Linked DNA regions of Mus musculus: region 2 is linked to region 1. A link is a loop called in an ENCODE intact Hi-C map of the cell type or tissue named here. Cell type or tissue: left cerebral cortex. All regions are shown on one strand. Each heading gives the region's core, and the rest is flanking DNA. Links, peaks and the distances in the headings are about the cores only.

The links. Peaks named below come from ENCODE experiments on the same cell type or tissue, not always from the same donor. Only the 100,000 strongest peaks of a DNase experiment are listed, where the experiment ranks them.
Region 2: it touches region 1 in a loop (2.4-fold over the local background); 2 of 42 quality-filtered maps call a loop at or near these places.

Annotation. Positions count from the first base shown.
Region 1 is chr7:18,556,597-18,572,986 of GRCm38, reverse strand. It overlaps Psg27 (pregnancy-specific glycoprotein 27), which reads left to right and starts at 5,682. Exons shown (of 5, transcript NM_001037168.1): 1 at 5,682-5,924; 2 at 7,657-8,013; 3 at 10,890-11,249; 4 at 12,288-12,647; 5 at 15,852-16,390. The coding sequence starts at 5,861. The coding sequence ends at 16,135. In left cerebral cortex, for the core only: no CTCF peak of the experiment used is centred there; no DNase peak of the experiment used is centred there.
Region 2 is chr7:18,616,765-18,633,154 of GRCm38, reverse strand. It overlaps the pseudogene Gm19092. Among named protein-coding and RNA genes, the nearest start is that of Psg23, 8.5 kb to the right of the region's middle. In left cerebral cortex, for the core only: no CTCF peak of the experiment used is centred there; no DNase peak of the experiment used is centred there.

The DNA of each region.
Region 1 (16,390 bases), core at 3,943-11,942:
ATAAGTGACCCTAAAAATTCCACCAGAGGATTCCTAAACCTAATAAATAGCTTCAGTGAAGTAGCTGGATATAAAATTAACTCAAACAAGTCAATGGCCTTTCTCTACACAAAGGATAAACAGGCTGATAAAGAAATTAGGGAAACAACTCCCTTCACAATAGTCACAAATAGTATAAAATATCTTGGCGTGACACTAACTAAGGAAGTGAAATATCTGTAGGATAAGAACTTCAAGTCTCTGAAGAAAGAAATTAAAGAAGATCTCAGAAGATGGAAAGATCTCCCATGCTCATGTACTGTCAGCCTCAATATATTAAAAATGGCTATCTTGCCAAAAGCAATCTACAGATTCAATGCAATCCCCATCAAAATTCCAACTCAAATCTTCAACGAATTAGAAAGCACAATTTGCAAATTCATCTGAAATAACAAAAAACCTAGGATAGCAGAAACTCTTCTCAATGATAAAAGAACCTGTTGTGGAATCACCATGCCTGACCTAAAGCTGTACTACAGGGCAATTGTGATAAAACTGCATGGTACTGGTATAGCGACAGACAAGTAAACCAATGGAATAGAATTGAACACCCAGAAATGAACCCTAACACCTATGGTCACTTGATCTTTGACAAGGGAGCTAAAACCATCCAGTGGAAAAAAGACAGCATTTTCAACAAATGGTGTTGACACAACTGGTGGTTATCATGTAGAAGAATGCGAATTGATCCATTCCTATCTCCTTGTACTAAGGTCAAATCTAAGTGGATCAAGGAACTCCACATAAAACCAGAGACACTGAAACATATAGAGGAGAAAGTGGGGAAAAGCCTTGAAGATATGGGCACAGGGGAAAAATGCCTGAATAGAACAACAATGGCTTATGCTGTAAGACTGAGAATCAACAAATGGGAACTCATAAAATTGCAAAGCTTCTGGAAGGCAAAAGACACCGTCAATAATTCAAAAAGGCCACCAACCGATTGGGAAAGTATCTTTACCAATCCTAAATCAGATAGTGGACTAATATCCAATATATATAAAGAACTCAAGAAGGTGAACTCCAGAAAATCAAATAACCCCACTAATTAAATGGGGCTCGGAGCTAAACAAAGTATTCTCACCTGAGGAATACTGAATGGCTGAGAAGCTCCTGAAAATATATTCAGCATCCTTAATCATCAGGGAAATGCAAATCAAAACAACCCCGAGATTCCACCTCACACCAGTCAGAATGGCTAAGATCAAAAATTCGGGTGACAACAGATACTGGCGAGGATATGGAGAAAGAGGAACACTTCTCCATTGTTGGTGGGATTGCAAGTTTGTACAACCACTCTGGAAATCAGTCTGACAGTTGATCAGAAAATTGGACATAATAGTACTGGAGGATCCCCCAATACCTCTCCTGGGCATATATCCAGAATATGTTCCAACTCATTAGAAGGACACATGCTCCCCTATGTTCATACCAGCCTTATTTATAATAGCCAGAAGGTGGAAAGAACCCAGATGTCCCTTAACAGAGGAATGGATACAGAAAATGTTGTACATTTATACAATGGAGTACTACTCAGCTATTAAAAAGAATGAATTTATGAAATTCCTAGGCAAATGGATGGACCTTGTGGGCATCATCCTGAGTGAGGTAACACAATTAAAAAGAACTCACATGATATGTACTCACTGATAAGTGGATACTAGCCCAGAAACTTAGAATACCCAAGATACAAGATAAAATTTGCAAAACACATGAAACTCAAGAAGAACGAAGACCAAAGTGTGGACATTTTGCCTCTTTTTAATATTGGGAAGAAAAGACCCATGGAAGGAGTTACAGAGCCACAGTTTGGAGCTGAGACGAAAGGATGGACCATCTAGAGACTGGGATACCTGGGGATCCATCCCATAATCAGCCTCCAAATGCCGACACCAATGCATACACCAGCAAGATTTTGCTGAAAGGATCCAGATGTAGCTGTCTCTTGTGAGGCTATGCTGAGGCCTGGCAAAAACAGAAGTGCATGCTCACAGTCAGCTATTGGATGGATCACAGGGCCCCAATGGAGGAGCTAGAGAAAGTACCCAGGGAGCTAAAGGGGTCTGCAACCCTATAGGTGGAACAACAATATGAACTAACCAGTACCCCCCAGAGCTCGTGTCTCTAGCTGCATATGTAGCAGAAGTTGGCCTAGTCGGCTATCATTGGGAGAGAGGCCCCTTGGTCTTGCAATCTTTATATGCCTCAGTACCCAGGAACACCAGGGCCAAGAAGTGGGAGTGGGTGGGTAGGGGAGTGTGTGTGTGTGTGGGAGGGCCTGAAGGACTTTTGGGATAGCATTTGAAATTTAAATGAAGAAAATATCTAATTAAAAAAATACATAAAAAAGAATCATTTATCTTGGTAATGATATTGAGATGCAAAGTGTTGCTGTTTTCATGCTTAAGACAGTGAGAAAATTCTCAAAGTTAAAATACAAATAAAATTCAATTGAAGATAGCCATTAAAAAAAAAGAAGATGTGGATTTTCATTGTGTCATCTTCTCCTGCCTTCTTGTCCCCTCCATTCACTTTTATGATCCCCATGACCCTAAAGAATCACTCAGTACTTGGATCCATGCTCATGATTTTTAATACCAAATTCTCCCAGTTCCTTTTATTTATTTATTTTTTTCATCTGGCGATTGGCTTCTGTTCTGATTCTAGTAAAGCCAGAAGAGGCAGGGGAGACGATTGTGCCTGGGGGGGCCTGTCCTGAGTAAGGATGATATTGATGCTTTAAGACACCCTTGTATTTACTCTTGAGAATGTCAGTGGTGTTCACCAGAGCATCCCTGAGCTCAAATTATGCTAATTTGGAAGAGTGAAACCAACCAAATGTAGATTATCCTGAGTGGTCCTGGCTCTGAGTACTCCAGCATATGTGGTGGAGAGAGAGAGAGAGAGAGAGAGAGAGAGAGAGAGAGAGAGAGAGAGAGAGAGAGAGAGAGAGAGAGAGGACTTCTTTCTTCTTTGGAGACGGGGAACTTCCTGTGGTGTCTCCCTTCGGAGAAGGAGGACTTGACAATTTAACACAGTGTCCTTGTTAGTTTTAACTGTCACCTTGACACAGCCAGAAGTCACCTGATGGAAAAGTCTACACTGAATAATTTCCTTAACAGCTGTGCTGAGGACATGTTTGTGAGTGATTGTCTTAATTGATGCAGGAGGCCCAGGCCACTGTGGGCAGCAGCATCCCTAGCCAGATTTACCTTGGTGGTATAAGAGAGGTAGCTAAGCATGAATCAGAGAATGAGACAGCAAATGAGCCAGCAAGGTGCATGTTTTCTGCCTTGACTTCCTTCAGGGCTACACTATGACCCAGACCTGGACAGGAAATGCATGCTCTGCTCTCCTGAACTGCTTCTGTCCACAGTGTTTTTATCACAGTGAGAGAAAGAGACCTAGAGCAGTGTACAGGGAAGAGCAGTTAGCACTTCCATTTGAATCACTGTTCTGTTCCCTGTCCTCAGTAGGGGTCCCTCAGTATCCAGTTGCCTGGAGAAGGAGGAATTGAGACACCAGACATGGGCCAGTGAGTATAGGTGCACCCCCCTTTCCATTACTGTCTTCTTGCTTGAGTCTGAAGAGAAATGAACTATGACATCTCTCCATGTCATTTTGTGAGCTCAGGGCTCCTCCCAAGGGGTCTCATCCTATGGATGCACACTTCATCCAACTTTAGTCCATGACTTGCCAGGGAAAACCTGAAAGTCTGTCTAGTCTCACCCTACACTAGATGGAAAAAGGAATTCTGCAGAGCACAGTGAGCAGAATGAGGGTCCTTGCATCCTACCTGTGGAGAAAGGATCAGGGCAGATCATATTTGTGGTGTTGAAGCCACCTGCTGTATCCCTAGGCATGAGACTGCAGTTTTCCCAGAGAACTACAGGGAGCAATATCATGTTGCTCACTCAACACTAGGACCATTGTTTCCTTGAGCTAGGAGACCTTGCCTAGAAGACTGCTTTCCATTCCTGTCCCCACTAACCTTGATCTCCCTCCCTAGACCTTGCTCTGTTTCTTTTGTCTGAGAAGACCCCTCTCTCTAGGGAAAGTGAAAGTCTCCTCCCTCCTGTCATCTCCCATAGTATAAGACAGGATTGCTGGTGGGGAATCACCCAGACAAAGGGCAGAGCTGACCCAGGACGACCAGTGAGAACTGTGCTCAGCCAACACACAGCACAGCCAACCCATAATGCTGCAGGGTCACTGCTCATCTCCTTCTTTGACTCAGACTGGAGTGCACAGCTGTACAGGTGCCAGGCCATCAGCTAACTGTTCTGATGGCTTATGAGACCTCACAGGAAGGTCAGAGTCTCCAGGAGAGGGATAGAGTACTTAGTTACCCTTGATGATTCATGTCCTCAGAGAGTAACTCTAAAGATTCTACTCCTTGGAACAAATGGTAGCAGACCCTGCTGATCTGGACAGCCATCCTGCCTCAGTGTCAGACCCTTGTTCATATTTAAGGCTACGTTGTAGACACTGTAACATTTTCCCCTTATTGTGCTGTTGCTGGGAAACTGAGACACAGGGAACACAGTGGCCACATGAGCATCACACAGTCTACAGGTGACAGATGTGAAGCACAAGTTCTCTGTCTCTAGCCACGTATGCATTGTTCCCACCCTGGAACTTTCTCAGGTGTCTATGAATCATGGAGAAGCTGATGTTAATCTTGGTCATCAGCTGCTTAAGGGGACATCTTGTCCAAGAACTGAAAACAAATGAACAGTTAGAATCGACTCCAGAACTTTGTCATGAGTCTCTCAAGTATTTCTGAAGAAATCCACCACTCCACAGCCCATCTACTAGACAGGAAGTTGTGTCTTCTTGTGTGGGGCTCTCACTCAACACTCAGACAATTGTTTCCCTGAGTTATGACTTTGCCTAGGAGACTGTTTTCCATTCCTGTCCCTACTAACTTGGATCTCCCTCCTTAGATCCTGGTCTTTTTCTTGTGTCCCCGGACACCCCTTTCTCCTGGCATCCTATAATTCCTCTCCCTTCTTGCATCTCCCAAGGGGAAGACAGGACTTTTGCTGCAGGATCATCCAGACAAAGGGTATTGGTGACCCAGGAAGACCAGAGAGCAGTTTGGCTCAGCAAACACAGTTAAACCAACCCATAATGCTGGAAGGTTGCCTGCAAACTGTCCATAGGATAGAAGCCAACAGTCCTTTCCAGGACACACAGGTCACATCTTTCCCAACACCAAGAAGATGAATTCCTCACACAGCTGCTCCCTGGCCTCTGTCTTGTGTTAGGAACTTGACTGGTTTCATTAGTGATAAAGGGTTTATCTTCATTCCCAGTCATCACACAACTGGTCCCTTCCAAACTTCACTGGCACCTGTGTCACCTTCCTGCTGGGAAATCCCACCTTCCCAGAGTACTGAAGACACAGGGCTGACTGGGAGCTCATCTGGGTCTATGTGTCTCAGGGACACATAGGAAAGATAGAGGTTCCCTCTTTGATGCTGACAGACTCATGTCCAGGAGTCAGCAGATATCAGCGCCTGGATGAATCATTGTTCTCTGAGGGCATGTCGATACTTATCATCTGTGTTGCTCAAGGTTTTGTTGGAGAAGAAACATAAAGAGAGAAAATGTGAGGAAGATTTGGGGCAGCACTGAGAGTGGAAGTGACTGAGCAGTGTCGTGGTCACAGACCCCACCACACACAGCCCATAGGATTCTGGGAAGTGCTCCTGCCTGAGAGAAAACTCAGCTCAGAAGGAGGAAGGACAGCAGAAGCCAGGTGCCTTGCAGGAGCTGAAGGTCTCCTCAGAGAAAGGCCAGTACAGTGAGAAGAGATATGGAGGCATCCTCTGAGCTTCTCAGCAATGGGTGTACCCCCTGGCAAAGGGTTCTGCTCACAGGTATGTGTTCCAGCTATCTGATTGTGTGTGGGAAGGGAAACTCCGAAAACAAAAATATTCTGTATAGGAGATGTCTAGAGAAAACTTGGGTATCTATTTGTAGTTGAGGTGAGGAAAGTGTAGTGAGGGACAGAGGCTCAGCAGCAGGAAGGTCTGAGCAGACAGGAGCTGATGAGGGGAGAGAAAATCCTCAGATGCCCCTATTCAAATCAGTCACATTGGCTAGCATTGGAATCCCAATGGAACCCACCTTGACAGAGTGAATATCCAAATAGGAGTCAAACTTTGATGGTCCAGCTAGATGGCTCAGTCTGTGGTGACAGGCCATTCTATCCCTATCTGCAAGGATAATTAGTGGTTAGTGGAGACCCAGGGCAAGGGAGTGAGAGAGTGGGAAGGAAAGAAACAATAAGAATGAGCACAAGTCAATCTTACTGCTCAAGCTCTGAAAACTTTATTCAGTAGTGGCAACATAAGCATAAACAAGAGGAGGGTCCAAGGGAGGGGGGAAGAGCCTGGAGGCTCTCTGAAGGTCAGGTGGCCATCTTCAGCTCCTGGAACCAACAACACAGTGTCCTCTCTACCCACAAACATTCTTACTGTTATGACCACATATGTTCTCTCAGGATTGTTTATGTAAGCTAGAAAATATCCACAAGGCCATGGCTGAGGCCATGGTTCCCAGCACCATTCTGAATTCATTACTCTGCTCTCACAGGGTAGATGGAGATACAGGCTCCTTCAGGCTCTGCTCTGCACTCCACACAGCTGTGTGTCATGCACCCACAATGTGCACACTGAGACACAAGCCTTCAGAAACCCACACATACAATACATAATTATTAAATCACACTTTAACGTAATGATTGTCATTTGCTCCAAACCTAGGAACTGCGTAGATGAATCCATGCAGATATCCTCCCTTTCTCCTTTACTTCTTTCCTTTTTCCTTTCTTTTCTTCTTTCTTTCTTTCTTTCTTTCTTTCTTTCTTTCTTTCTTTCTTTCTTTCTTTCTTTCTTTCTTTCTTTCTTTCTTTCTTTCTTTCCTTTCTTCCTTCCTTCCTTCCTTCCTTCCTTCCTTCCTTCCTTCCTTCTTTCTTTCCTACTTCCTTCCTTCTTTCCTTCCTTTCTCCCCTCCTTCTTTCCTTCCTTCTACCTGCCTTCTTTCCTTCCTTCTTTCTTTCCTTCCTTTGTTCGTTCGTTCATTCATTCATTCGTTCGTTCCTTCCTTCCTGTTTCCTTTGTTTTTTCCCTTCTTTTTCACTCCCATTATTTTCTGAGTTCTTTTCAGCTACTGAGCATTCCAAAAAGATAATTTTAATGGCTGTCTTCACAAAGCCTTTTCTAGTGAACCAGAAATCAGAGTATTCAGAGGAGAGAGTCAATGGTTTAATAGAGCTGCAAATAGAATAGAAAACAATTCAGAAAATGAGGATTATGTGCAGGGGTGGAGGAGGAGGAGGAGGAGGAGGAAGAGGAGGAGGAGGAGGAAAAGGAGGAGGAGGACATTAGAGAGTTCATTCTCTTCACAACAGACACTCTTTATATGAAGAGTGATATGGGGACACCTGAGTAGAGGATTCCACAGAGCAGAAACGACACCCTCTGAGGCTCTGAGGGCATGGAGGTAATGCTGCTCATCTCCATTCATGTCACACCCCTACCCATAGGTATAAGGCGAGGGATGCTCACGCCTGCTCATGATTGGTGGCTTATTTCTCTTCCCTTCTAGCCTCCCTCTTTACCTGCTGGCTCCTCTCCACTACTGCCCGAGTCACCATCCATTCACCGCTCCAAGTGGTTGAAGGAGAAAATGTTCTTCTACGAGTTGACAATCTGCCCGAGAATCTTCTAGCCTTTTCCTGGTATAGAGGCCTGAAAAATTGGCAGCTTGCAATTGCACTACATTTACTGGACTATAACACAAGTATGACAGGGCCTGATCACAGTGATAGAGAGATATTGTACAGCAATGGATCCCTATGGATCCAAAATGTCACCAAGGAGGACACAGGATATTATACTCTTCGAACCATAAGCAAACATGGAGAACTGGTATCAAATACATCCACATTTCTTCAGGTGTACTGTAAGTAATTCTTTGTGAACTCTGGGTGCTGGGTTGGGTCCCTCCACTAGGCACATAGAAGTGTCAGGCCTGGCCTGTGTCTCCTTTCCCTCTGCATTGTGTCTCCATGTTGGGGCTTGAGCATTTAGTGCAGGACACACATGGAGGAGAACAAAGTCAATTGTGCAGAATCCTTCATTTGATTTTACATTGGAGAAATCTGGATGCAGGGTGGGCAAGTCAGCCAAGGACATCAGCCTCTGTCTAGACCCTTGGGTTCCTTCATAGGGAAACATCCTTGAAAAAGTCCTTGAGGAAAGAAAGAAGGTCCAGTGGAAGCTATGGGCATCTTACAGAGCTGAGTACAAGAAACCCCTTGCTCCACACCTCTGTTCCAGCCTCACCTCCTGTGGGACCTGAGAATCTTTGTGTTAGGGTTGGATCTTGACTTTCTGTCTGCAGAGAAGAGTGTTGTAGTCAATGTCTTGCTGCATGTGGAACCAACCAGTGTATTGCCATGAGAGCCAGGATTAGTCTGTGTATCCTGGTCACACTAGTGACCCAAAGGGAGACAACAGCAGGGCAGATTCCCAGTCCATTAACTCATTGTCCTGATGGGCTTAAGAGTCTTTCAGAAAGACCAGGGTCCCATGAGGGAGGGAGAGAAGACACAGATCCTACTGACAAATTCTTTTCTTTTGGGGTCAGTACATTCTCTCCTATAAGCAAATGGGACAGGCTGCAATGATGTGGACAGTTCCCCAGACATGAATTGCAGTTCCCATAGTGAAGAGCAGGCATAGCCTGGTGCCACTCAAGGAATACTAATAAACCTATATGCCTGAGTCAGGACCTCACCTTGTATCTTTTCTTTTATCTTTTGCCTGTATATCTGGAGGTCCCTGTCATAGTCTCCTCAGACCGTTTTGTTGCTTTCTGTACCTGCTACCCTGCTAGGGGTTCATGTTCACGTTCCAGACATGTATTTTCTCTGGGAATGAAAAGGTGTCCTATGGGAATTATGTAGACAGAGTTTTAAGGCATCTCAGAAAGGCCACTGTGCACAGGGATCACATGAGACACAGCTCAGCCAGCAGAGGAAGTGTGAACACTGTCTTAAAACCCTGTAATTGATGATGGAGCCCATAGCAATCATTCTAGAACCCAGGTCACCTCCTCTCACACACTCGCGCTGTGGGCTCCTGACCCACCTGCTCCTGGGCCTTTCTCCTCCTTCACCATCCTGCCTGGTGCCTGCAGTGAGAATGATCTGTCCCCGTCCTCACTCATCCTGCAGCTGGCCCCTTTGGATCCCTCATAGATATCTCTGTCACCTTCCTCCTGAAATCAAATCCCGTCTTTCCAGAGCACTGAGAACACAGGGCAGACTGTGTGCCCAGCTGGGATTCTGTGTTGCACAGAGAGTGCAGTGGCTCCCTCTTTGTTGCTGACTGACCCAGGATGAGAACACAACTGAGGGCCACCCCTGGGAGAGCTGCTGTTGTCTCAGTGCTCAGAGATGCTCAGAAGGTTGTTTGTCACTGTGTACTCTGGAGGGCTTAAACAGAAAGAGCCAAGAGGAGAGGGTTGGTGATTCAGAGAATTTACAGGGTAGAGAACACAGAGCCACCCACCCACAGCCCAATATGCTTCTGTCTGGGAGGAGCCTGAGGCTATATGAGGAACGGGCAATTTGGGCTGTACCAGATATGATACAGATAGAGGCCATATCAGGCCAGAATCCAGGAAAGTCCCCAGTTACTGTCTGCCAAGATTATACTCCCTGTCAGGCCCTCCTGATCATGGATGAGGAGCCCACACTTTACAAAGTGTGAGGAGAGAGGACTCAGCTATCCTTTGGAGTCTCCTCAGGAACTCAATGACCTGAGAGGAGTCTCAGGGTTTGTAGGAGAGAAGCCACAGTGGGACAGAGGTTCAGCAGCAGCAGGAGGCTCTTGGTGAAGAAGTACGGGCTGGGGGAGAGTGTTCTCCCCCACAGTTAATCAGCATGAGCACAGGGTTCTGAAGTCTGCTGCTCTCAGCTGTGAAGTCCCAATAAAATTCCACCTGGTGTTGATCAGTGACATGGCTCAGTGGATATCTGCATTTACTTCTTTGTCTGACAACCTTTGAAGCAGTGAATACAATTTGTCTTCTCACCTCCACCTAGGGAAGGTGTCCTGCTACCACCGCCACCCACTGAGAAACACACATACAGAGAGGCATGATCTCATGGGCGAGTGTTCACCTGTGCATGCATTCCCCCCCCCCCAGAATGTAACAAAAAAACAAAACAAAAACAAAACCAAAGGTAATGGACTTATTGAATACTGTACCGCAAACATATGAATGTGACCATTATCTTGCATGGTCCTGTGACATCATTCATTCATTCATTCATTCATTCCCCACAGATATTTGATGTGTTTTTAGGCAGCCTTTCTTTAAAAAAAGAAGACCACTACTGGGTCTCACAATTCTCTAGCCCTAGTGGACAGGAAGACAGACAAGTAAAGAAAGCTAGAAGGTGATCAGGTGTCAGAGTGAACCATTAAAGGAACAGAAATACAACAATAGAGTCAGAGAGTGAAGACAGAATGCTGGGGAAGGGGTCAGGAGGCAGTACTCCAACACCATCTACACTGAGTGTGAGCAGGGATCTCAGGGGAATGAAGCAGGACTGTGTAGACACCCAAGGAGAGAGCACCATACAGAGGAAATGACAAGTGAGGGACACGGAACACATGGAGGTAATGTGGTGACTGCCACCAAGTAGGGAAGGGAGACCCTCACTCACACACCTCAGCTGAGCTATGGACACAGCTGATCAGGACACAGGGTGCCATCTCAGTCAAATATGAAAGTCCTAATATCGATGGATCTCTCTTCCCTTCTAGCCTCTCATTTCACCTGTGGGCGCCCTTCCTTCCCTGCCAAGCTCACTATTGAATCAGTGCCGCCCAGAGTTGCTGAAGGAGGAAGTGTTTTTCTCCGTGTTCACAATCTTCCAGAGTATCTTCAATTATTTTTTTGGTACAAAGGGGTGATTATGACTAACAAGGTTGAGATTGTCAGACACAGAACACTCAAGAATTTAAGCGATCCAGGCCCTGCCCACAGCGGTAGAGAGACAGTGTTCAGCAATGGATCCCTGCTGCTCCAGAATGTCACCTGGAAAGACACTGGATTCTACACCCTACAAACTCTGAATCGATATCGGAAAATGGAACTAGCACACATTTACCTTCAGGTTGACAGTAAGTGATTCTCTGTGATCATTCAGTGCTGGTTGGGGCTTCTACCAGGAGCACTGTCACTGCTGGCATGTGACTACCTCCTGTCTGCACTTTTATCCCTATATTGGGGTTTGACTACTCTATGCAGGACACACATGTAGGAGAGAAATGCCCATGGGTCAGACTCTGCTTTCTGACATCCACTTGTATCTCAGAGGACCTAAGATGCCAGACTGCTCTGTCTGTTGAGGCTCTTGCAATGCACACAAGGAAAGTGTGGAGTCCATTCAGAATAGTGCGCACTGGCAAGCTCTGGTCCTGGTTGTCTATCCCAGGCTTGACTAAAAATGTCCTGGGTTCCATTTTTCTAGGACATTACCCTTACTTCTGCTCTGTGCAGAGAGTGAACAATGGTTTTTGGCTATCTTTATCAATCCAGTGTGCTTATTATCACTAAACAGCAGAGTTTCATAAAAAAAAAAACCAACACAAAACAAAACAAAAAACAACAGAAGAAATCAAAGTATCCCAGCATAGTTTTAGACAGAATGGAAGGGTGCTGCTTCCTGCCTGTCTCTTCACACCTTGCTCATCCTTATCTTATAGCAAATGGGATTATGAGTCTAGGGATGTAAATGCTCACAGTGGACTGGTTCCTCCCAGTTAAAAGATTTGCTATAGACCTGCCCAGCAGTCATTCTGGTATTTGTATTTTTAGTTGAGGCTCCCTGTTTCAAATGACTCTGGCTTGTATCAAGTTGACATAAATCATGACAGTATAATTCCTGGGCCTTCTAAGAAGAGCAGCCTGCCCCAAGCCCTTACCCAGCCCTAGTCCTGGGGCCTGCAGGCAGAGCAGGAAGAACATGTATAAGGTGAGGTCAGAGGTTGAGTGCAGGTACAAAGAAATGAGAAAAGTCAGAAAGTGAGCAGGTTGGATAGACGCCCCCACAGACCTGTCTAGGCTGAGTGAAGAATCCATCTGTTTAGAATACATGTCACCATCTTTCCACCAAGCACAATGATCCCATGTGATAATTTTTTTCCTTTTCCTTCCAGCCTCCCTTTCCCCATGCTGTGACACTCTTGACTCTGCCCAACTCAGGATCGATCCAGTGACTCGGCATGCTACTGAAGGGGAAAGTGTTCTTTTCCAGGTCTATAATCTGCCAAAAGATCCACAAGCCTTTTCCTGGTACAAAGGCGTAGATAGCAATCCATACTTCAAAACTGTAGAATATAGCAAAGCAAGGTATTCCATGCTCATTGGCCAATCATACAGCAGAAGAGAGATTGGGTACCTTAATGGATCCCTGCTGCTCCAGGATTTGACTGAGAAAGACTCTGGCTTGTACACACTAATAACAATAGACAGCAATGTGAAAGTTGAAACCTTGCACGTGCAAATCAACGTCCACAGTAAGTGACTCTCTATGGCTTCCTACTGCTGGGTGTGGCTTACCCTATTTCATAATTGTACTCTAAGAAGTGGGCTATGCCTGCTCTCTCCACCACTGCATTGTGTTCTCACATTGGCATTTGGGCACTTACAGCTGGGTACACATGGGGTGGTCCAACAGCATTAGATCAGAACCTGTCACCTGTCTTTTAATAGAGAAGTACCCATCCTGTGCTGGATAAACTCAGCCCAAGAATGTCAGACTCTGCCCTGACCCTTGGGCCTCTTACCATGCCCATATCTCTGATATAGACTCCATGTGTGTTAGATAAGCCTTAGTTGAGGAAGCTGTGGTGTCCCACACAGAGCACCAGGAGGCCTGGAAGCAAATCTCTGTGAGTTTAGATTGCAGGTGACAATGGGAAATGTTTATGTTATTGGTTGGCTTTAGATTCCTGTTAGAGCAGACATGGTACAAGGTTGATATGGCATGTGTCACCATCCAGTGCACTGTCATGAGAGCCACAGTTATGATAGTTCCCCTGGACATCTTTCACAGAGACACATCCAGGAATGCACTGCTGGAGAGGACAATCTGGGCTCCAGGGCATTAACTAGCTGTTTGGATGGCCTTATGAGACTTTGCAGGAAGGCCAGAGTCTCAAAGGTGATGGACAATGGACACAGGTCCTCCTGGCACGTGTTCTTTCTCTGTTGTGTATCTCCTGGAATTCTCTCCTGCAGGTTAACAATTTAAGTGTTGCTAACTGGAGAGCACCAAGAATGAGGGGCAATTCTGTTCCTGCACACTAGATGGTGAAGTAATTTAGCACAGGACTTGAGAGTCTGCCCAGTCTCCTGAGGCTCTTTACATGCTCAGAATGGCAGAAAACTCAGAAAAGTAACTTGGGAAACCATTCACTTGGGGTGTAGCCTGGCTCCATTCCTCACCCTACAGATGTTGTATTCTCATGGGCAGTCTTTCAGACCTACTAAGCACATTACTCTGTCAGAGCATAGTGTGTTAACATGTTCCCAGCTCTCCCTGGTATGTCCCATAGGGAATCACCTAGACAGAGGACATCTGCCTCCCAGGAAGGACATGGGCAGACCCTGGATGAGGCTCAGGTAACACAGGATGCTGAGAGTCCCTCTGAAATTCTTCTTAGGTTTATGGGGTGACTGTCCTCACTCTGGGGTCTAGGTGACCTCTTGCTTCAAAGTCACAAGAAACTCTCCACATAATTGCTCCTGTGTCTCATGACAATGTACCCTGACTGATGACTCTAGTGAGCATGGGTCTGTCCCTTTCCTAGACATCAGTCAGCAGGTCCCTTTTCAGTCCTTACAGACATCTTTGTCACCTTCCTGCAGGTAGTACATTCCACAGCACTGAGAAAGAAGGGCAGCTTAGGATCCTGTGCCGTAAAGGACACATTGGTAGAACACAGCAAGGGCAGTCTTGTGTTGAGCTGTTGCTGCCCAGGGTGCAGAGATGATTATCAGTCTTGTGCTTGCCATCATTCATGATAGCAGTCAGCATCACCCTGGGAAACCCTCCAGCCTGGGTGGAGGCTGAACTCAAAGGGAGGAAGACTGCAGAGCTTGTGGGGCAGTGCTGGAGTAAATGCTGTTCACCTCAGAGGGAGGGCAGTGCAGCTGCTGCAGCCATGATGACCCACTGTGTACTTCTCTGCAATGCTTACAGCCCTTGATATTGTCCTCTGCTCACTGGTGAGGAGGACAGTGCCTGACTGTGTGGGAGGAGGGGAACTCAGAGGCTTGCTGGAATCTCCTAAGGCAGAGGATGAGGAAGGGTCTCTCAAGTGACCACCGACCTCTATCTAGGTGCTATAACCTGTCCATAAGCATACACTCAGCATGGTGTACACCTGCTTCTTCACACAGCTCCAAACATGTCTATTCCATACACCTTTGTGTGATGATTCCAGCTGGAGTTTTAACCAGTGTCAGTAGTTCCAAATATGAGAATTTCATTAGCATCTTGACATTCAAGATCTTTGGATATTTGCCTATCTACCCACAGGTATTCAAGCCTGTTTAGGGACTGGACCTTCTCAAAATATCAAATTAGATTTTTTTTCTAACAAAGCTCTAGGTGTAATGGGATGTAAGACAGATCAGGAAGGCCTGAAGTGAAGTCAGGTATTGACTGGACCAGAATGGTGGTTGAGATGTAAAAACCTGGGGTCTCTATTGGAAGAAAAAAAATTGAGAAAAAGTTTCCCTATAACTCACATCTTCTAAGGGGGAGCAGGCTTGTGGAGACAGTGAGGGTGGAGACACAGGAGGATAAAGTTCCCCACAGAGGAAGGAACATACAGTTAGGCCCACCGAGGGCATTGAGGTCATTTGTTCAATCCCTGTGACTTGAGCAGACACTCCCACCATCCTCCACTGAGTGATGGATCTAAGCTTCTCTGGTCACATGACCCTGTCTTTTCACCAAAAACAAAGATCTCAATATTGATGGATTTGTCTCTTTGCCTTGTTTCTTCCTTTCAGTCTGTAGTCCCATTCCTCACTACTGAATCAGTAAAAGGAGCATCAGGAAGCCAAGGATCCAGACTCCACTCTAGGTGTCCAAAGACAGCTTCTCCTCAGGGTAGCATTGAACTTCCTGTGAGAGCTGACAGGGAACAAGGCTTTGCTGAGTGTCCATGTCCCACAGGGTGTAGGATCAGCTGTTTACCACCATGACAGCTGCATTCATGTGGGTCACCTGTGCACCTCCTTCTCATGAGTCTCAACAGACAGGTACCAGGACAGAAGCCAACTGTTCTGATGGACTTAGGATACTCATATGAAAATAATGTATCCAAGGGTTGGGACAGAAGTGACAGTTCCCCAGGCACCTCCCTACCCTCAGGAATCCAGCCTAGGGTAAGTGGAACAAATGCTGTTGATGCAAGCAGCTTCCCCACCCCAAGGTCAGAACATTGCTCACACCTAATGGTAACTCATAGTCAGTGCAATGATCATGTACAGAGTGTCCTACTTCAGGTAAACTGAGGCACATCAACCTCATTGGCTGAGTCAGGATCATACAGTTTGTAGGTTGCAGATGCAAAGCACAAGATATATCTATAGTCACAGCTCCAATTTCTCCTTCCTAAATGCTTTATTCAATGTGATCTATAGAGGGGCTGTTTGAGATGTCTAAAAGATGAATGTCATTTGGTCCCCCCTCTGTTTCTTTGCAGAGCTTGTGACACAGCCTGTTGTGAGAGTCACAGACAGCACAGTTAGAGTACAGAGCCCAGTGGTCTTCACTTGCTTCTCAGACAACACTGGGGTCTCCATCCGTTGGCTCTTCAACAATCAGAGTCTTCAGCTCACAGAGAGGATGAGCCTGTCTCCATCAAAGTGCCAACTCAGGATACATACTGTGAGGAAGGAGGATGCTGGAGAGTACCAATGTGAGGCCTTCAACCCAGCCAACTCAAAGACCAGTCTTCCAGTCAACCTGGCCGTGATGAATGAGTGACCCCTCATCTCATGCTATATCAGGGTGGGGGCATTTCTATATTGAGATGCCCACATCTACCCACCCCTGCCAGTTACAGATTTCCATTCATTTGTATGGCCAGTTGGCCATCTCTCCCATCCCTCCCCGACCTGATCCTGAACCCCTCCATTTTCTCCCATATCCCCTCTCCTACCCAGTTCCCTCCCTCCATATGCTCCCCCCTTCTTATGGGATTTATGTATACACCCTTGGCTTTCCAACTTGTTTAGCTTC
Region 2 (16,390 bases), core at 3,766-11,765, 60 kb before region 1:
CTATTACTCTGATACCTAAGCCACAGAAAGACCCAACAAAGATAGAGAACTTCAGACCAATTTCTCTTATGAATATCAATGCAAAAATCCTCAATAAAATTCTCGCTAACCGAATCCAAGAACACATTAAAGCAATCATCCATCCTGACCAAGTAGGTTTTATTACAGGGATGCAGGGATGGTTTAATATACAAAAATCTATCAATGTAATCCATTATATAAACAAACTCAAAGACAAAAACCACATGATCATCTCGTTAGATGCAGAAAAAGCATTTGACAAGATCCAACACCCATTCATGATAAAAGTGTTGGAAAGATCAGGAATTCAAGGCCCATACCTAAACATGATAAAAGCAATCTACAGCAAACCAGTAGCCAACATCAAAGTAAATGGAGAGAAGCTGGAAGCAATTCCACTAAAATCAGGGACTAGACAAGGCTGCCCACTTTCTCCCTACCTTTTCAACATAGTACTTGAAGTATTAGCCAGAGCAATTCGACAACAAAAGGAGATCAAGGGGATACAAATTGGAAAAGAGGAAGTCAAAATATCACTTTTTGCAGATGATATGATAGTATATATAAGTGACCCTAAAAATTCTACCAGAGAACTCCTAAACCTGATAAACAGCTTCGGTGAAGTAGCTGGATATAAAATAAACTCAAACAAGTCAATGGCCTTTCTCTATACAAAGAATAAACAGGCTGAGAAAGAAATTAGGGAAACAACACCCTTCTCAATAGTCACAAATAATATCAAATATCTTGGCGTGACTCTAACTAAGGAAGTGAAAGATCTGTATGATAAAAACTTCAAATCTCTGAAGAAAGAAATTAAGGAAGATCTCAGAAGATGGAAAGATCTCCCATGCTCATGGATTGGCAGGATCAACATTGTAAAAATGGCTATCTTGCCAAAAGCAATCTACAGATTCAATGCAATCCCCATCAAAATTCCAACTCAATTCTTCACCGAATTGGAAGGAGCAATTTGCAAATTTGTCTGGAATAACAAAAAACCTAGGATAGCAAAAAGTCTTCTCAAGGATAAAAGAACTTCTGGCGGAATCACCATGCCAGACCTAAAGCTTTACTACAGAGCAATTGTGATAAAAACTGCATGGTACTGGTATAGAGACAGACAAGTAGACCAATGGAATAGAATTGAAGACCCAGAAATGAACCCTAACACCTTTGGTCACTTGATCTTTGACAAGGGAGCTAAAACCATCCAGTGGAAGAAAGACAGCATTTTCAACAATTGGTGCTGGCACAACTGGTTGTTATCGTGTAGAAGAATGCGAATCGATCCATACTTATCTCCTTGTACTAAGGTCAAATCTAAGTGGATCAAGGAACTTCACATAAAACCAGAGACACTGAAACTTATAGAGGAGAAAGTGGGGAAAAGCCTTGAAGATATGGGTACAGGGGAAAAATTCCTGAACAGAACAGCAATGGCTTGTGCTGTAAGATCGAGAATTGACAAATGGGACCTAATGAAACTCCAAAGTTTCTGCAAGGCAAAAGACACCGTCAATAAGACAAAAAGACCACCAACAGATTGGGAAAGGATCTTTACCTATCCTAAATCAGATAGGGGACTAATATCCAACATATATAAAGAACTCAAGAAGGTGGACTTCAGAAAATCAAATAACCCCATTAAAAAATGGGGCTCAGAACTGAACAAAGAATTCTCACCTGAGGAATACCGAATGGCAGAGAAGCACCTGAAAAAATGTTCAACATCCTTAATCATCAGGGAAATGCAAATCAAAACAACCCTGAGATTCCACCTCACACCAGTCAGAATGGCTAAGATCAAAAATTCAGGTGACAGCAGATGCTGGCAAGGATGTGGAGAAAGAGGAACACTCCTCCATTGTTGGTGGGAGTGCAGGCTTGTACAACCACTCTGGAAATCAGTCTGGCGGTTCCTCAGAAAATTGGACATAGTACTACCAGAGGATCCAGCAATACCTCTCCTGGGCATATATCCAGAAGATGCCCCAAGTGGTAAGAAGGACACATGCTCCACTATGTTCATAGCAGCCTTATTTATAATAGCCAGAAGCTGGAAAGAACCTAGATGCCCCTCAACAGAGGAATGGATACAGAAAATGTGGTACATCTACACAATGGAGTACTACTCAGCTATTAAAAAGAATGAATTTATGAAATTCCTAGCCAAATGGATGGACCTGGAGGGCATCATCCTGAGTGAGGTAACACATTCACAAAGAAACTCACACAATATGTACTCACTGATAAGTGGATATTAGCCCCAAACCTAGGATACCCAAGATATAAGATATAATTTGCTAAACACATGAAACTCAAGAAGACTGAAGACTGAAGTGTGGACACTATGCCCCTCCTTAGATTTGGGAACAAAACACCCATGGAAGGAGTTACAGAGACAAAGTTTGGAGCTGAGATGAAAGGATGGACCATGTAGAGACTGCCATATCCAGGGATCCACCCCATAATCAGCATCCAAACGCTGACACCATTGCATACACTAGCAAGATTTTATCGAAAGGACCCAGATGTAGCTGTCTCTTGTGAGACTATGCCAGGGCCTAGCAAACACAGAAGTGGATGCTCACAGTCAGCTAATGGATGGATCATAGGGCTCCCAATGGAGGAGCTAGAGAAAGTAGCCAAGGAGCTAAAGGGATCTGCAACCCTATAGGTGGAACAACATTATGAACTAACCAGTACCCCGGAGCTCTTGACTCTAGCTTCATATATATCAAAAGATGGCCTAGTCGGCCATCACTGGAAAGAGAGGCCCATTGGACTTGCAAACTTTATATGCCCCAGTACAGGGGAACACCAGGGTCAAAAAGGGGGAGTGGGTGGGCAGGGGTTTGGGGGTGGGTGGATATGGGGGACTTTTGGTATAGCATTCGAAATGTAAATGAGCTAAATACCTAATAAAAAATGGAAAAAAATCCTCTACCAGCATCATGAGATATGATTTTAAATTCGAATCGTCCTTTTTGAGTTTGTTGGAATATCCAGGACTTGCAGTGTTGGGAGTGCTAGGTTCTGATGATGCTGAGTGGTTTTGGTTTCCATTAGTAAGGTTCTTATGTTTGCCTTTCACCATCTGGTAATATCTGGTGTTAGCTGTTATAGCTGTCCCTGGCTGGAACATGTTCCTCCTGTGATTCTGTTAGACTCTGTCAGCACTCCTGGGATTCCAACTCTCTCCTGAGCCTCAGTGTTCACTGCACTCTCTGCAGGCAAGCTCTCCTCTTGCTGGGAAAATGCCCAGAGTTCTGGAGCTCAACTCTTCCTCCTGGCTGAAGATGAAGGCCAGATAGGGACCCTGTCCAAGAAGCTATGCTGTTTTTGAAGCCCCCACTTTCTCCTGTAGACTGGTCTCTGAGGGATGTGGCATACAAGATGGCGATCTCACTTGGTCCCGTGGTCAGAGTCCTATCTCGAGGCTGACTCTCCTCTGGCAGGGAAAGTGTGCAGGGGTCTGGAGCTCAGCTCTGACTGCTGGCTGAAGATGAAGGCCCGAAAAGGACCCTGTCCAAGAAAGTATGTTGCTTCTGCAGCCCACTTGCTCTCCTGTGCCATGTGCAGTCTTCTTATGTCTGCTCTCTAGGGCAGCCTTGGAAAGCAAAGTCTTTGTGGGTGCTGAGCCTGGCTCAGCAGTGATCAGCATAGCTGGATGGACACAGCTTCATGGTGCAAGGGAAACAGTGAATCACTGAGGTCCAGGAGAGACCCTGGGGCTATGAATCACCGTCCTAGGTCTGTACCATACAGCTCTGTAGCTCAACTCCCATCTGACAAAGACTGTTTCTCCCACACAGCACAGGAGACTTACCATGTCTGAGCACTCATGTTCTTCTGCCTAATTCTCCAAGGACATAGATTAGTGGTGGGGTGTACAGAGATCAACAGTGAATGAATGAGGCATTTGTAAGCATAAGACACCTCACAGGGGCCTTGTTCTTTCTGATATCTGCACAGCACTGCTATCTAATGAGACCATTAAAAGAAACAATTCCAAACCCAGGCAGGGTGAAAACAGTAGCCTTAAAGCATGAACCTGAGACTCAGCATAACCCTACCTGTGAAGGTGAAATGGTCACAGCCTTTCAGCAGGTGGCAAGCTAAAGCTAAGGATAGCAAGACTCTCACTTATTCATGTCCTAGTTGACACAGGACCCTAAGAATGTGAAACCTGGGACTCACTGAGTGTTATCTACAGTGATCCACTCATGCTGAACATTAACTGTGAGGATAACAGTGCTAATCATATTAAATATCAAGTGTGTTAATAACTTCCTTCACATTCTTGCTACAACTGTCTAAATACTGAGGGATAAAGCCAGGACACTTTGTCGCTACTGGGTTCATGACACAGACCCTCTGAACCCTATGAAGACCAGGACATCTTGGTCTAGGCCAAGCATATGCAGCCAGGCCAAGAATTGAGCTATAATGGGTTGGAGGGACTTCTCTTGCCTAGAAAAGCTCATGGTGATGGAGTACAGGGGACATCTTGGACTCAGACTTTATGAACACATGGGTACTTAGTGTGGTTCTTCTCTGTGTATGCTGTTGAGGGAACAGAGCTCATGCATGCCACATGAGTACTCTTTTACAAAGCTGCACCCTAGCTCTGACTGGGACCTGTTTAACTGATGGTATAGCACACATACTATATCCTTTTATAGGCCAGGATTTCTCCTTCCCTCTGCTGACATCACATATGGCTTTATTCTGTTTGCTCCAATGGCTCAGATGTCCTGCTGATATTCCCCTCAAACATCCATTACCATGCAGTGTCAAATCTCAATCTCTCCTGCCATGCAGTCTCCTACCCTCTTGCACATTAGTCTTGGATTATCAATGGGAAGCCCTTGTCTTGCTCCCAAGAGCTCTTTATTCCCAGCAACACCACTACTACTAATGGATTCTATATTTCCCTCGTCTAGAACTTGACAACCAGCCTCAATAGGACAACAGGGAGAGAAACATACATGTCTTGGTAAATGGATTATTAAAATGTCAGTATTGGTGTAACCACCGCCTCTGTCTCTGGGAGTTGAAGTTTCTGAAGGAGGACTAATGCACTAAGGAGCCAAGAGCACTTCAGAAAGGCTTTCTGACCGCACCCCCGTGTTCCCCATCTGAAATGCTGCCAGCATCCATTGAGTCTCCTAATGTGGAAAAAAAGCTGGTGAAGAGGAGAGACAGAAGCTGAGAGTAGATGCAAAGGCTGAGCCAGTATCTAAATGGCAACTGAAGAAGTGAATGAAACAAAAATAGTGGGACAAGCAAAGGGAACAGGACAAGGAAAAATGAAAAGAAAAACGCAAGAGAAAGGAATTAGAACAACGTCAGCTGGAGTCCAACTCAGATGGAAACAACAGGAAGTGTATTGGGAGTGATGTTGCTCATAGCAGCCTCAGCCTGGTCATCGACTGTAGCATTGATGACTTGATGGTGTTAAAGGATATTAAGAAACTTCATAAACAGATTCAATGATGTTATGCAGAAAACCACCAGGCATCTCATCCAGTGCAGTTTTACTTGACAAGCCGTGGAGGTCAATTGAAGAAGAACATGGATGAGAACGACCATTGATGGGCAACTGGAAGAATATTCACATCAAATCTGAGCACTATAGTGAACTCATAAAAAAAGAAGAACTGGTTTTTCTGACATCAGACTCACCTAATGTACTGAAGGACTTAGATGAGTCAAAGGCCTACATGATTGGAGGGCTAGTGGACCACAACCATCACAAGGAACTCACATTTAAACAAGCATCCAGTTACTGAATCGAACATGCCCAGCTCCTGCCCAGCTCCTGTCACATCTGTTCTCGACCAGCAAGACCAGCAAGAATGACATGACCACCAGTTCTTCTAACAGCAGTTTATTCAGCAAGCTTCAGTCTTCATCTCTTTCCCCTGAACCCCGGGCCTCTCACTCTTATATACTCTCAGCCCCCATCCACTCACGGCAGGCCACGTCACCTCACCAGGCACATGGCTTCAGCCAATCAGCGTGGCAGGGACGCTTCTCCACCAAATATAGACTTGTTTACACCACCAGCTCTGCATCTGGCAGGTGCCATCTTTAAGGTGTGGCTCGGGCAGCCTAAGGGGGAGGCTACAGCCTCCTACAAGCTCCCTCTTGCAGATTTTGTGAAGATGAATAGTTGAAAAGTCCTGGCGGTTAACCATGTGTATGAAATTATCCTGGAGTTCTTGGAAACAAGAGACTGGCAAGAGGCATTTTTTACAATCTTGCCCCAAAAGAAAGGGGCTGTTCCTGCACATAAGGCCTGTGAAAGTTCTCCTCAGGACCACCAGTCCCTGCCAGAAGGATGGGACAGTGCCAGTGAGGAAGAGCACTGCAGGGCTGATCCTGACTCACTACACAAGGAGGAGCAGGGCCAGCCAAGCAGCCTGGTTCTGCAGTGAGCCATGTCCTACATACAGTAACTTCCCCTGTTCTCCTCTCACTTAAGAGAAACCAGACAGTGTGTTCGGTGCTTTGCAGAATGCTCAGACTGTGAGAACATTTTCTCTAGTCTATGTTGTGGAATTTTAAATCTATTTTAAGAGTTAAATAATAATGAAAAAAAAAAAAACCTTTAAACACCAAGAAAGGATAGTTTGGTTTTGTGTAAGAAGACTTAAAGATATGATTTCAAAATTGCTTTAAGCCTCAAATCAGTCATGGAGGATGTGGTATGCAAGTCTGCCTCTGTTCATCATTCACTGGAACATATCCTTCAGGACGTGCCTTCTGACCCTTGAGCTTGGTTCTTTTATATTCCTACCTGTGTCTTTTAGTCTGATGTCTGTTCGGTGGAGCAGATATTCATAACTGTTCTCTGTGTCTTCTAGAATGTTGAACTTTGGAAGCTACACTTTTTTTCTGTAGTAGACAAAACTACGCCCTAGAAAAAGCAAGAAAGTAACCCTTCAACAAACCTAAAAGAAGACAGCCACAAGAACAAAATGCCAACTCTAAAAACAAATATAATAGGAAGCAACAATTACTTTTCCTTAATATCTCTTAATATCAGTGGACTCAGTTCCCCAATAAAAAGACATAGACTAACAAATTGGCTACACAAACAGGACCCAACATTTTGCTGCTTACAGGAAACCCATCTCAGGGAAAAAGACAGACACTACCTCAGAGTGAAAGGCTGGAAAACAATTTTCCAAGGAAATGGTCTGAAGAAACAAGCTGGAGTAGCCATTCTAATATCGAATAAAATCAACTTCCAACCCAAAGTTATCAAAAAGACAAGGAGGAGCATTTCATACTCAGCAAAGGTAAAATCTTCCAAGAGGAACTCTCAATTCTGAATACCTATGCTCCAAATATAAGGGCAGCCACATTCATCAAAGAAACTTTAGCAAGGCTCAAAGCACACATTGCACCTCACACAATAATAATGGGAGAATTCAACATACCACTTTCATCAATGGACATATTGTGGAAACAGAAACTAAACAGTGACACAGTGAAACTAACAGAAATTATGAAACAAATGGATCTAACAGATATCTACAAAACATTTTATCCTAAAACAAAAGGATATACCTTCTTCTCAGCACCTCATGGTACCTGCTCCAAAACTTACCATATAATTGGTCACAAAACAGGACTCAACAGATACAAAAATATTGAAATGCATCCTATCAGATCACCATGGACTAAGGCTGATCTTCAATAACAACATAAATAATAGAAAGCCAATATTCATATGGAAACTGAACAACACTCTACCCAATGATACCTTGGTCAAGTAAGGAATAAAGAAAGAAATTAAAGACTGTTTAGAGTTTAATGAAAATGAAGCCACAACATATCCAAACATAATGGACACAATGAAAGCATTTCTAAGAGGAAAACTCATAGCTCTAAATGCCTCCAAAAAGAAACTAGAGAGAGCACACATTAACAGCTTGACAACACACCTAAAAGCTCTAGAACAAAAGGAAGCACATTTACCCAAGAGGATTAGATGGCAGGAAATAATCAAACTCAGGGGAAAAATCAACCAAGTAGAAAGAAGAAGAACTATTCAAAGAATCAACCAAAGGAGGAGCTGGTTCTTTGAGAAATTTAACAAGAGAGGTAAACCCTTATCCAGACTCACTAGAGGGCACAGACACAGCATCCTAATTAACAAAATTAGAAATGAAAAGGGAGACATAACAACCGATCCTGAAGAAATTCAAAACACCATCAGATCCTCCTACAAGAGGCTATACTCAACAAAACCGGAAAACCTGGATGAAAAGGACAAATTTCTAGACAGATACCAGGTACCAAAGTTAAATCAGTATCAGGTTAAAGATCTAAACAGTCCTATATTCCCTAAAAAAATAGAAGCAGTCATTAATAGTCTCCCAACCAAAAAGAGCTCAGGACCAGATGGGTTTAATGCAGAGTTCTATCAGACCTTCAAAGAATATCTAATTCCAGTTCTTCATAAACCATTCCACAACTTAGAAGGAGAAGGTACTCTACCCAATTCATTCTATGAAGCCACAATTACTCTTATACGTAAACCACAGAAAGTCCCAACAAAGATAGAGAACTTCAGACCAATTTCACTTATGAATATCGATGCAAAAATACTCAATAAAATTATCGGTAACTGAACCCAAGAACACATCAAAGCAATCATCCATTCTGACCAAGTAGGTTTCATTCCAGGGATGCAGGCATGGTTTAATATATGGAAATCCATCAACGCAATTCACTATATAAACAAACACAAAGACAAAAACCACATGATCATCTTCTTAGATATGGAGAAAGCATTTGACAAAATCCAATACCCATTCATGATAAAAGTCTTGAAAAAAATCAGGAAATTGAGGCCCATACCAAATATGATAAAAGCAATCTACAGCAAACCAGTAGCCAACATCAAAGTAAATGGAGAGATGCTAGAAGCAATCCCACTAAAATCAGGGACTAGACAAGGCTGCCCACTTTCTTCTGTCTTATTCAACATAGTACTTGAAGTCCTAGCCAGAGCAATTCAAAAACAAGAGGAGATCAAGGGTATACAAATTGGAAAGGAAGAAGACAAAATATTATTGTTTGCAGATGATATTTTAGTATACATAAGTGACCCTAAAAATTCCACCAGAGGATTCCTAGACCTGATAAATACCTTCAGTGAAGTAGCTGGATTTAAAATTAACTCAAACAAGTCAATGGCCTTTCTCTACACAAAGGATAAACAGGCTGATAAAGAAATTAGGGAAACAACTCCCTTCACAATAGTCACAAATAGTATAAAATATCTTGGCGTGACTCTAACTAAGGAAGTGAAAGATCTGTAGGATAAGAACTTCAAGTCTCTGAAGAAAGAAATTAAAGAAGATCTCAGAAGATGGAAAGATCTCCCATGCTCATGGATTGTCAGCATCAATATAGTAAAAATGGCTATCTTGCCAAAAGCAATCTACAGATTCAATGCAATCCCCATCAAAATTCCAACTCAAATCTTCAACGAACTAGAAAGTGCAATTTGCAAATTCATCTGGAATAATAAAAAACCTAGGATAGCAGAAACTCTTCTCAGTGATAAAAGAACCTGTTGTGGAATCACCATGCCTGACCTAAAGCTGTACTACAGGGCAATTGTGATAAAACTGCATGGTACTGGCATAGTGACAGACAAGTAGACCAATGGAATAGAATCAAGACCCAGAAATGAACCCACACACCTATGGTCACTTGATCTTCAAAAGGGAGCTAAAACCATCCAGTGGAAAAAAGACAGCATTTTCAACAAATGGTATTGACACAACTGGTGGTTATCATGTAGAAGAATGCGAATTGATCCATTCCTATCTCCTTGTACTAAGGTCAAATCTAAGTGGATCATGGAACTTCACATAAAACCAGAGACACTGAAACGTATAGAGGAGAAAGTGGGGAAAGCCTTGAAGATATGGGCACAGGGGAAAAATTCCTGAATAGAACAACAATGGCTTATGCTGTAAGACTGAGAATCAACAAATGGGACCTCCTAAAATTGCAAAGCTTCTGCAAGGCAAAAGACACCGTCAATAAGACAAAAAGGCCACCGACAGATTGGGAAAGGATCTTTACCAATCCTAAATCAGATAGGGGACTAATATCCAATATATATAAAGAACTCAAGAAGGTGGACTCCAGAAAATCAAATAACCGTAGTAAAAAATGGGGCCCAGAGATAAACAAAGTATTCTCACCTGAGGAATACTGAATGGCTGAGAAGCACCTGAAAAAAATATTCAGCATCCTTAATCATCAGGGAAATGCAAATCCAAACAACCCTGAGATCCCACCTCACACCAGTCAGAATTGCTAAGATCAAAAATTCAGGTGACAACAGATACTGGTGAGGATATGGAGAAAGAGGAACACTTCTCCATTGTTGGTGGGATTGCAAGTTTGTACAACCACTTTGGAAATCAGTCTGGCGGTTGATCAGAAAATTGGACATAGTACTACCGGAGGATCCCCCAATACCTCTCCTGGGCATATATCCAGAAGATGTTCCAACTCATTAGAAGGACACATGCTCCCCTATGTTCATACCAGCCTTCTTTATAATAGCCAGAAGCTGGAAAGAACCCAGATGTCCCTCAACAGAGGAATGGATACAGAAAATGTTGTACATTTACAATGGAGTACTACTCAGTTATTAAAAAGAATGAATTTATGAAATTCCTAGGCAAATGGATGGACCTCGTGGGCATCATCCTGAGTGAGGTAACACAATCAAAAAGAACTCACACGATATGTACTCACTGATAAGTGGATATTAACCTAGAAACTTAGAATACCCAAGATACAAGATAAAATTTGCAAAACACATGAAACTCAACAAAAACGAAGACCAAAGTGTGGACATTTTGCTCCTTTTTAATATTCGGAAGAAAACACCATTGGAAGGAGTTACAGAGACAAAGTTTGGAGCTGAGACGAAAGGATGGACCATCTAAAGACTGTGATACCTGGGGATCCATCCCATAATCAGCCTCCAAATGCAGACACCAATGCATACACCAGCAAGATTTTCCTGAAAGGATCCAGATGTAGCTGTCTCTTGTGAGGCTATGCTGGGGCCTGGCAAAAACAGAAGTGCATGCACACAGTCAGCTATTGGATTGATCACAGGGCCCCAATGGAGGATCTAGAGAAAGTACCCAGGGAGCTAATAGGGTCTGCAACCCTATAGGTGAAACAACAATATGAACTAACCAGTACCCCCGAGAGCTCGTGTCTCTAGCTGCATATGTAGCAGAAGTTGGCCTAGTCGGCTATCATTGGGAAGAGAGGCCCCTTGGTCTTGCAATCTTTATATGCCTCAGTACCCAGGAACACCAGGGCCAAGAAGTGGGAGTGGGTGGGTAGGGGAGTGTGTGTGTGTGTGGGAGGGCCTGAAGGACTTTTGGGATAGCATTTGAAATGTAAATGAAGAAAATACCTAATTAAAAAAATACATAAAAAAGAATCATTTATCTTGGTAATGATATTGAGATGCAAAGTGTTGCTGTTTTCATGCTTAAGACATGAGAAAATTCTCAAAGTTAAAATACAAATAAAATTCAATTGAGGAGAGCCATTAAAAAAAAAGATGATGTGGATTTTCATTGTGTCATCTTCTCCTGCCTTCTTGTCCCCTCCATTCACTCTTATGATCCCCATGACCCTGAAGTATCACTCAGTACTTGGATCCAAGCTCATGATTTTTAATTCCAAATTCTCCCAGTTCCTTTTTTTTTTTTCAGCTTGTGATTGGCTTCTGTTCTGATTCTAGTAAAGCCAGAAGAGGCAGGGGAGACGATTGTGCCTGGGGGGGCCTGTCCTGAGTAAGGATGATATTGATGCTTTAAGACACCCTTGTATTTACTCTTGAGAATGTCAGTGGTGTTCATCAGAGCATCCCTGAGCTCAAATTATGCTAACTTGGAAGAGTGAAACCAACCAAATGTAGATTACCCTGAGTGGTCCTGGCTCTGAGTACTCCAGCATATGTGGTGTCAAGAGAGAGAGAGGGAGAGAGAGAGAGAGAGAGAGAGAGAGAGAGAGAGAGAGAGAGAGAGAGAGAGAGAGAGAGAGAGAGAGAGAGAACTTCCTGTGGTGTCTCCCTTTGGAGAAGGAGGACTTGACAATTTAACACAGTGTCCTTGTTAGTTTTAACTTTCACCTTGACACAGCCAGAAGTCACCTGGTGGAAAAGTCTACACTGAATAATTTACTTAACAGCTCTGTCTGAGGACATGTTTGTGAGTGATTGTCTTTTTTTTTTTTCTTTCCATTTTTTATTAGGTATTTAGCTCATTTACATTTCCAATGCTATACCAAAAGTCCCCCATACCCACCCACCCCCACTCCCCTACCCGCCCACTCCCCCTTTTTGGCCCTGGCGTTCCCCTGTTCTGGGGCATATAAAGTTTGTGTGTCCAATGGGCCTCTCTTTCCAGTGATGGCCGACTAGGCCATCCTTTGATACATATGCAGCTAGAGTCAAGAGCTCCAGGGTACTGGTTAGTTCATAATGTTGATCCACCTATAGGGTTGCAGATCCCTTTAGCTCCTTGGGTACGTTCTCTAGCTCCTCCATTGGGAGCCCTGTGATCCATCCATTAGCTGACTGTGGGCATCCACTTCTGTGTTTGCTAGGCCCCGGCATAGTCTCACAAGAGACAGCTACATCTGGGTCCTTTCGATAAAATCTTGCTAGTGTATGCAATGGTGTCAGCGTTTGGATGCTGATTATGGGGTGGATCCCTGGATAATGCAGTTTCTACATGGTCCATCCTTTCATCTCAGCTCCAAACTTTGTCTCTGTAACTCCTTCCAAGGGTGTTTTGTTCCCACTTCTAAGGAGGGGTATAGTGTCCACACTTCAGTCTTCATTTTTCTTGAGTTTCATGTGTTTAGGAAATTGTATCTTATATCTTGGGTATCCTAGGTTTTGGGCTAATATCCACTTATCAGTGAGTACATATTGTGTGAGTTCCTTTGTGAATGTGTTACCTCACTCAGGATGATGCCCTCCAGGTCCATCCATTTGGCTAGGAATTTCATAAATTCATTCTTTTTAATAGCTGAGTAGTACTCCATTGTGTAGATGTACCACATTTTCTGTATCCATTCCTCTGTTGAGGGGCATCTGGGTTCTTTCCAGCTTCTGGCTATTATAAATAAGGCTGCTATGAACATAGTGGAGCATGTGTCCTTCTTACCAGTTGGGGCATCTTCTGGATATATGCCCAGGAGAGGTATTGCTGGATCCTCTGGTAGTACTATGTCCAATTTTCTGAGGAACCGCCAGACGGATTTCCAGAGTGGTTGTACAAGCCTGCAATCCCACCAACAATGGAGGAGTGTTCCTCTTTCTCCACATCCTTGCCAGCATCTGCTGTCACCTGAATTTTTGATCTTAGCCATTCTGACTGGTGTGAGGTGGAATCTCAGGGTTGTTTTGATTTGCATTTCCCTGATGATTAAGGATGTTGAACATTTTTTCAGGTGCTTCTCTGCCATTCGGTATTCCTCAGGTGAGAATTCTTTGTTCAGTTCTGAGCCCCATTTTTTAATGGGGTTATTTGATTTTCTGAAGTCCACCTTCTTGAGTTCTTTATATATGTTGGATATTAGTCCCCTATCTGATTTAGGATAGGTAAAGATCCTTTCCCAATCTGTTGGTGGTCTTTTTGTCTTATTGACGGTGTCTTTTGCCTTGCAGAAACTTTGGAGTTTCATTAGGTCCCATTTGTCAATTCTCGATCTTACAGCACAAGCCATTGCTGTTCTGTTCAGGAATTTTTCCCCTGTGCCCATATCTTCAAGGCTTTTCCCCACTTTCTCCTCTATAAGTTTCAGTGTCTCTGGTTTTATGTGAAGTTCTTTGATCCATTTAGATTTGACCTTAGTACAAGGAGATAAGTATGGATCGATTTGCATTCTTGTACATGATAACAACCAGTTGTGCCAGCACCAATTGTTGAAAATGCTGTCTTTCTTCCACTGGATGGTTTTAGCTCCCTTGTCGAAGATCAAGTGACCATAGGTGTGTGGGTTCATTTCTGGGTCTTCAATTCTATTCCATTGGTCTACTTGTCTGTCTCTATGTGAGTGATTGTCTTAATTGATGCAGAGGCCCAGGCCACTGTGGGCAGCAGCATCCCTAGCCAGATATACCTTGGTTGTATAAGAGAGGTAGCTAAGCATGAATCAGAGAATGAGACAGCAAATGAGCCAGCAAGGAACATGTGTTCTGCCTTGACTTCCTGCAGGGCTACACTATGACCCAGACCTGGACAGGAAATGCATGCTCTGCTCTCCTGAACTGCTTCTGTTCACAGTGTTTTTATCACAGCGAGAGAAAGAGACCTAGAGTAGTGTACAGGGAAGAGCAGTTGGCACTTCCATTTGAATCACTGCTGTGTTCCTTGTCCTCAGTAGGGGTTCCTCAGTATCCAGTGGACCAGGAGAAGAAGGGATTGAGACACCAGACATGAGCCAGTAAGTACAGATGCACCCCCATTTCCATTACTGTCCTCTCAATTGAGTTTGAAGAGAAACGAACCATGACATCTTTACACTGTCTTTTTGTAAGCAAAGGCTCCTTCCAAGGGGGTCTCATCCTCTGGATGCACACTTCATTAACTTTAGTCCCGGACTTGACAGGGAGAACCTGGAAGCCTGCCTCTACTCAACCTACACTAGATGGAAAATGGAGTTCTGCAGAGCCCAGTGAGCAGAATGATGGTCCCTGCATCCCACCTGTGCAGAAGGGATCAGGGCAGGTCATATTTGTGGTGTTGAACCCCCCTGCTGTAGCCCTAGGCATGAGACTGCAGTTCTCACAGTGAGCTACAAGGGGCAATGTCATGTTGCACACTCAACATTAGGATTATTGTTTCCTTGAGCTAGGAGACCTTGCCTAGGAGTCTGCTTTCCATTCCTGTCCCCACTAACCTTGATCTTCCTCCCTAGACCCAGCTGTGATTCTTTTGTCTGAGAAGACCCCTCTCTCTAGGGAACCTGAAAGTCTCCTCCCTCCTGTCATCTCCCATAGTATAAGACAGGATTGCTGATGGGGAATCACCCAGACAAAGGACAGAGCTGACCCAGGAAGACCAGCGAGAACTGTGCTCAGCCAACACACAGCACAGCCAACCCATAATGCTGCAGGGCCACTGGGCATTTCCTTCTGTGACTCAGACTGGATTGCACAGCTGCACAGGTGGCCATGCCATCAGCTAATTTTTCCGATGGCTTAGGAGACCTCACAAGAAGGTCAGGTTATCCAGGAGAGGGACAGAGTACATAGGTCCCCTTGATGATTCAAGTTCTCAGGGAGTAACTCTAAAGAATCCTCTCCTTGGAGCAAATGGTAGCCGACCCTGCTGATCTGGAGAGCTATCCTGCTCCAGTGTCAGGCCCTTGTTCATATTTAAGGCTATTTGTTGAGACTGTAACATTTTTTCCCTTTATTGTGCTGTTGCTGGGAAACTGAGACCCAGGGAACACAGTGGCCACATGAGCATCACACAGTCTACAGGTGACAGATGGGAAACACAAGTTCTCTGTCTCCAGGCACGTATGCAGTGTTCCAACCCTGGAACCTTCCCAGGTGTCTGTGAATCAGGGGGAAGCTGATGTTCATCTTGGTCATTAGCTGCTTAAGGGGACATCTTGTCCAAGAATTGAAAACAAGTGGACAGTTAGATCTAACTCCAGAACTTTGCCATGAGTCTCTCAAGTATTTCTGAAGAATTCCACTACTCCAAGGCCCACTTACTAGACAGGAAATTGTATTTTCTTGTGTGGGGTTGTCACTCAACACTCAGACAATTGTTTCCCTGAGCTATGACCTTGCCTAGGAGACTGTTTTCCATTCCTATCTCTAGTAACTTGGATCTCTCTCCCTATACCTTGATCTGTTTCCTGTGTTTATGGACACCCCTCTCTCTGTGGATCCTGAAATTTCCCTCTCTCTTGGCATCTTCCAAGGGTATCATAGGACTTTTGCTGCAGGATCTCCCAGACAAAGGACATAGGTGACCCAGGAAGACCAGAGGGCAGTTGGGCTCAGCCAACACACAGTTCAACCAACCCATAATGCTGGAATGTTGCCTGCAAACAGTTCATAAGAGGAGCCCACAGGCTTTCCAGGACATACAGGTCACTTCTTTAGCAACACCAAGAAAATGAAATTCCTCACACAGTTGCTCCTGGGACTCTGTCTTGGGTCAGGAACTTGACTGGTTAAATTAGTGATAAAGGGTTTATTTTCATTCCCAGTCATCACACAGCTGGTACCTTCCAAACCTCACTGACTTCTGTGTCACCTTCCTTT